Linked DNA regions of Homo sapiens: region 1 is linked to region 2. The links are chromatin contacts, found by Hi-C in ENCODE. All regions are on one chromosome and are shown on one strand. Each heading gives the region's core, a stretch centred on a gene start or an enhancer-like site at or near the end of the contact. The rest is flanking DNA. Distances are from core to core; before and after follow the strand shown.

Region 1 (3,349 bases), core at 292-2,791, 3.2 Mb before region 2:
TACTATTTTTTTTTTTTTGATACGGAGTCTCGCTCTGTCACCCAAGCTGGAGTGCAATGGTGCAATCTCGGCTCACTGCAACCTCCGCCTCCCGGGTTCAAGCAATTCTCTTGCCTCAGCCTCCTGAGTAGCTGGGATTACAGGCGCGTGCCACCATGCCCGGCTAATTTTTGTATTTTTAGTAGAGACGGGGTTTCACCATGTTGGCCAGGCTGATCTCGAACTCCTGACCTCAGGTGATCCGTCCGCCTAGGCCTCGAAAAGTGTTGGGATTACAGGCGTGAGCCACCACGCCCGGCTGCTTTACATACTATTTTATTGAATTATAATGGACCTGCTACATGGAGGGCATGCAATAATTGCTTTTAGCGTAAATTAATCAAATGGACTAGGGAAATTTGACTACATCTAGAGAAGGTTTTCAACCATGGTGAGATCAGGAGGCTTCCAGAAATTTTCATGTCAAGACCATTAAAATGCAAGAGCGATGAAACTTTACAAAGAAACCGACACTTGAGCCCCACTTTGGAGACCCACTTAAAATTTTTATGGTGGGGAGGGGGGTGAAACTCCTAGGAAGAGTTTGCTGAGTTGCTTCAACAGATGTCACCAGCCTTCTGAGGGGGTGGGCGCGGGGGCGGCAGTGGAGCTGGAGATTGGCATTTGCCTCCTCAGGACACTTTCCGGCTAATTTCTTCTAGGTGCCTCAATGAATAAACCAGAAATAGAAAAGCGGGGACCAGGCGCGGTGGCTCACTCCTGTAATCCCAGAACTTTAGGAGGCCGAGGCGGGAGGATCATTGAGCCCAGGAGTTCCAGGTTGCAGTGAGCCGCGATCGTGCCACCGCAGCGAGACCCTGTCTCCAAAAAAAGAGACAGAAAAAGGGGAGGGTTAAGGAATCATTTCAGACTCGAAGAGAATATGGCCTCTCAAATTAAAATGGGCAGTTTCCGCCGAACTTTCAAAGCCGCTTGGTTTGGAGAGGGAGCAGGACGGCCGTGCTTCCCAAGGGTCTCCCGGCGTCGCGGCCCAGCCCGGCGTTACCTGCAGTTCGGCCCGCAGCCGCTTGTTCTCCGTGTCCAGCTTGGCCTCGCGGCGGCCCATGGACAACAACTCCTGGTTCTTGCTGACGCGAAAGATCTCGTACTCCTTCCTGAGCCGCTCGTACTCGGCCGCCGCGTACTCCAGCTCTGGCACCGACGAGCCAGTGGACTTGAAGCTGGCCCCCAGCAGCCCGCCCGCGCCCACCCCGCGGGGCAGCGACCCGGGCCCGGCCCCTGCTGCCGCCCCCGCGCCTCGGCGGAACGAGTTGCGCAGCAGGCGGGCCTTGGGCTTCACCTCCACCGGGATCTCGCAGGCCTCGCCGCCGCCCGCCCCGTACGTGTCCTCGATCACTTCCCCGCCCGCGGGGCTCACGAGCGACGAGGCGGTCCCCATGGCGTCCGTTGCCGCTACTACCTAGTGAGTACCAGCAGGACTGGGCAGCGGAACGGAACGGGACGGGGTGGGGCAGAGGAACGGAACGGGACGGGGCGGGGCAGAGGAACGGAACGGGACGGGGCGGGCCAGCGGGATGGAGCGGGGCCGGAGAGCAGGACTGGGCGGAGCAGCGGGACGGGGCGGAGCAGCGGAACGGGGCGAGGCGGGGGAGCGGGATGGGGCGGGGAAACAGGAGGGGCGGGGCAGCAGAACTGGGCGGGGCGGGGGTGCAGGACGGGGCGGGGGAGCAGGACGGGGCGGGGCAGCGGAACGGGGCGGGGCGGGGCCGGAGAGCCGGACGAGGCGAGGCAGCGGAACGGGGCGGGGAGGGAGAGCGGAAGGGGGTGGGGCAACTGGAGGGGCGGGGCAGCGGAACGGGACGGGGCAGCGGAACTGGGGGGATGGGCGAGGGGGACGGGGCGGGGCAGCAGGGCTAGGCGGGACAACAAGAGGGGCCGGGCAAGTGGGGCGGGGCATGTGGGCGGGGCAGGGCAAACGGGGGTGGGTCGAGAAAGCACACAGGGCCAGGCGGGCTAGCAAGAAGGGCGGGGCTAGCAGGAAGGATGGGGGGAGTGGCGACTGTGCAGGACCAGCAGTGGACCGGACGCTGGTGGAGGGGTGCTCCGAACGCTGGTGGAGTGGTGCTCCGACATAGGGCTTCTCTCCGTTGTCTCCGCCCGGCTCGAGGCTCCCTGGCGGGCGTGCCTCACAGGGAGCACAGGCCTGGGTCCCAGCTGCTCTACAAACGCTGCAGCTATTTCTTTCGCTGCCGCCGTGCCTGACCGGAAACTCCTTTCTGGAAGCAGTTGGGAAATCTGAAAAATTTATGGAGTGCCTGCTATGTGCTTCCCGCGATATCTCTCTCTCAGTATGCATGTAGATAGAATGACCAGCAAGGAATAATGCCAGCAAAGAAAGAGCTTTTAGATTTTACAGTCTGAAACCACCAGGGACAATCCTTAGACAAGGTTAAGTTTTTTAACTCATTGCGGCATGGGACATTGGAGACCGCACACCAGTCTCTCCTTCATTCCCTCCATCAAAGTGGCTAGTCATCTCTTCTCTTACCCTTTAGATTTTCTTCAGGAAGTAGTCATACTAGGCCTTTGCATTCTTCAAAATCCAGAGTGTATATACTAATTTCTTCAGGTGGTCTCCTGAGATAAAGGGAAATATTTCCACCATCACAGTACCTTAAGAACTTTCTACCTTTTCAAATCCGTTCTGATTTCTAACTTCAAATTTTTGAATTCTCCATGTGGATCAGGGGTTTAAGGATCATCCACTAGGTTTCTGACTAAACCCTTTGAACATTTTTGCATCTTAGTACCTCCTTTGGAATGGGCCTCAGCTGAACACTTCCATAACTATGCTTGAGTAAGAAGATAAAATAGCCATCACCCATTCTCTCCAACAAATAACCAAACTCACTATGCTAACTTCCTACAGCTTGGGGAGTACATTCAGATTCTACAGTCTGGAACTGAGTGCTCTGAAGCATGCATCTCTCCTTTCCCCACGTCATTTCTATCCAGTGACATGCCTCTAATCCACATTTCTCCACCCTACTTGCGTACTGATCTTAGATTACTATTGGTCAATGCCAAAGTGACCAAATTTCTTAATCCTAAAAAATGACATTATTTCTTCCTGGCTAACACGGTGAAACCCCGTCTCTACTAAAAATACAAAAAAATTAGCCAGGCGTGGTGGCAGGCGCCTGTAGTCCCAGCTACTCGGGAGGCTGAGGCAGCAGAATGGCGTGAACCTGGGAGGCGAAGCTTGCAGCCGAGATGGCGCCACTGCACTCCAGCCTGGGCGACAGAGCGAGACTACGTCTTTAAAAAAAAAAAAAAGACATTATTTCTA
Region 2 (2,957 bases), core at 162-2,661:
GCACTGTGACCTTTGCAGAGTCCTATCCTGCCCTGCATTTTTCACAGAGTTGCTCTCAGTCTCAAATAAGATACCATATGCATGTGAAAGGGCTTTTGAAATGGAAAAGCAGTAGAAAGTTGAAAGTAAAATGGTCTCTTTCTCTCTAGGGCATCAAGGCATCTCACAGAGCACACTTTAGCTACTGGGAGGATTGACCTTGGGTGAAATTTCAGTATGTAAAGCTTGTTTGGGGTTATCTTACATAATTTTTTCTTTCCTTGTGCTATACACACACACACACATATATGTGCATATATGTACAATGCACATATATACACACACACATATGGCACCTAGTATATGCTTGGTGCTATGCTAGGTGCTGGGGAGACAGTGAGAACAACCCAGGTGCCCAGGACCTGTCCTCACAGCCCACCTAATCCTTTTAAGTCTTTACATACCTCCCATCCCCCACCCCCATGCTCCTTACTCATGGTATTCAACCCAACTGATTGACTTATTTATTGTTATTTATATGCTTATATATTTATAGATTTATCATTTTATCAAGATTTTTACGAAGATACTCAATTGGAGGTTCCTAATTCTGGAGAAATTTCCATTTTACAAATATATTCTTGGAGAGGGCATGATTATGGACCTGTCACATTTGAGTACTGTGGCAGTTAGAAGGAGGGCAATTTTGGGAGGCCCTTCCAGGCTATGTCCTTCCAGCTATTAATGAGGTTCTGTTTCAGAGCAGACCATATTACACGGTGTTATTAATAAATCTGGCGAGTGGTTATAAGGGTGTGTGTATCGGAATAATCCATTAAGCTGTACATTGGTTTTATATGGCTGTCTATATTTGTGTTTTATTTAACAGTAACAGTTAACAATAACAGTTAAAAATAAGTATCACTTCTTTTAAAATTCACACAACTTCTTGGGCTGAGTGAAATGTGGCGCAGGTGCAGGACTGTGGGAAGACAGGAGCGCCAGGGAATGTCTGGCCAGCAGCGCGCTGCCCTCAAGGGGCCTCCTTGAAGGCCCCTTGAAGAGGGCAACACAACTAATGACGATAACAATAACAACGATGACAATATTGACGATGACAATAACAGTAATAAATCCGAGCAAGAGACTCGAATCTGTCAAACAGCAGCGACCACCACGAATCGCATCCCCGCGGCGCCGCCATACAGGAGACTGCCCTCGCCGAGGCCACAGCGGCTCTCGCGGCGCCCCTGGAGGCCCCCTTCCTGCCTTGGCCAGAGGGGCGGGGCGTAGGCTGGGGGCGGGGCCGGAGAGTGGGCGGGGCCTGGCGCGTGGGCGGGGCTCCGGGCGGGCCGGCCGCCGAGGGTGGGGCCGAGGAGGAGGAGGAGGAGGAGGAGAAGGAGGTAGGGGCCTGCGGGTGGCTGGGCGGGGCGCGCTCGGGCCTCCGCTCTTCACGCGCCGCATTCGTAGCCCGAGAGTCCGCGCCGCGGGGAGGCTTGGAGGCAAGCGCTGCCCGCGAGCTGAGCCGCCGGAGGAGGAGCCGCGGGCAACGAGGTAGGCAAAGGAACACTGGCCGCACGGCCTGGAGCCTTCAGCTCCCTCGTCCCGGCCCGAGGGGGTGGCGAGGCTCGGGGCGGCGCGCGGAGGCCGGGGCGGGCGGGGCCGGGACCTGGGGGCGGGGACCGGCCTGGCCAGAGGGGCCACACGGAGCTGATTGGGCTGTGGAAGTCGGAATTCCAGTCGGTGCGGTGCGGTGCGGTGCGTTGCCTCGGCGCGGCCGGCCGGTCCCGGGACACGGCACCAGGGAGGTGTGGAAATTGCCTGCCCCAGGGGCGCCCGCGGAGGAGGGTAGGCGGGGGCGGCCTGGGCCCTCCCACTTTTCAGGGCTCCTGGGCCAGTTCGCCCGCACAGCCCTCGGGAACTTGTTAACAGGAAAGCCTGGCAGAGAAACAAATGCCAGCGTTTTGGAAGAACTGAGAGTCACGTCGTTAGGCGCTGAGGCTTTCTTTTCCTTCCCCGCCCCCTGCCCAACCTCGGCCCGACTTGGCCAAAGAAGGATGTGTCACCAGCTCCGGGCCGCGGACGGGATTCCCGGCCCGCCAGGAGCCGGGGTACCTGAAACAAAGGTAAACGGAGGCCGGGCGGCCCCTGGTCCTGCACCGCGGCCGCGCTGGAGCGCCTCGGTGGGTCTCTCCCGCGCCGACCTGGCCGCCGCCGCCGCGGAGGGGCGTTCTCCTGGGGGACCTCTCGATGGAAACCAGCTGGCCGGGCTTGGAGTTGATGTTGCATCCGAACTCTGTTGTGCTCCCGTTATTCCCAGTCCTCCCACTCTGGTAAAGCTTAAGGAAATTTTATCCAGTCTTGGTGGTCAGCAAATGTAGGGGAAGACAAATTATTGTTTGTAAATTATAAGGTATTTTCTAATTAGGAAATGGCCTGAAAACATTAAATTCTTAACACGTAAGCAAAAAAAGAGTAATTCCTTCCAACATCTGAGGAAGTATTCCTCCTCAAATCTTCATTTATGTACAAAACATCCCCCACACCTTTGGTGCCAGGCATTTTTCTTTGTTCTTCCTTAGTCTCAGGCCTTAGTTTCTTGTAAACAGAACCCAGCGCCTAGACCCTAAGAATTGCCATACTAGGTCAGAGCATGGGCGTCCAGTTCAGTAGGCAGCCGGCTTGTGTTGTAGTAAAACTGTTGTTTTTTTTTCTTGGTGGTATGTTAAAAATTATCTCAGTTTCTTTCAGTAGTCCATGAAAGCCTTTTAAAAATTTTCTAAGCCACTGCTAATTTACACACACAATTTATTTACATTTATTGCATCCAAATGGCCCTTTTATCACCTCTGGCAGAAGAACTTAATGGCATGAGATACTTGTGGAAAAAAACTTAGATCTTTTATACAATCTAGGAGCTCAGAAATCTAGGAGATTTCTAGGAGAACGGGGAAACAGATCAAAAAGGTTTTTAAAAA

The links. Hi-C counts contacts between places; a loop is a spot of excess contacts on that map. Pooled maps may share reads with other maps.
Region 1: a map of natural killer cell shows a loop between it and region 2 (12-fold over the local background). The contact joins the promoter of NPHP3-ACAD11 here to the promoter of PPP2R3A in region 2. A Hi-C loop is called at or near these places in 2 of 168 maps with a recorded cell type or tissue (naive thymus-derived CD4-positive, alpha-beta T cell and natural killer cell) and 7 of 50 pooled maps.

The regions. Positions count from the first base shown.
Region 1 is chr3:132,720,918-132,724,266 of GRCh38, forward strand. It overlaps NPHP3-ACAD11 (NPHP3-ACAD11 readthrough (NMD candidate)), which reads right to left and starts at 1,542. Exons shown (of 45, transcript NR_037804.1): 1 at 1,046-1,542. NPHP3 (nephrocystin 3) reads right to left here and starts at 1,492. Exons shown (of 27, transcript NM_153240.5): 1 at 1,046-1,492. The coding sequence starts at 1,438. NPHP3-AS1 (NPHP3 antisense RNA 1) reads left to right here and starts at 833. Exons shown (of 11, transcript NR_002811.2): 1 at 833-1,462. RefSeq lists silencers at 1,149-1,398, 1,499-2,008 and an enhancer at 2,249-2,438.
Region 2 is chr3:135,964,317-135,967,273 of GRCh38, forward strand. It overlaps PPP2R3A (protein phosphatase 2 regulatory subunit B''alpha), which reads left to right and starts at 1,412. Exons shown (of 14, transcript NM_002718.5): 1 at 1,412-1,533. RefSeq lists an enhancer at 986-1,804 and silencers at 1,249-1,478, 1,609-1,888.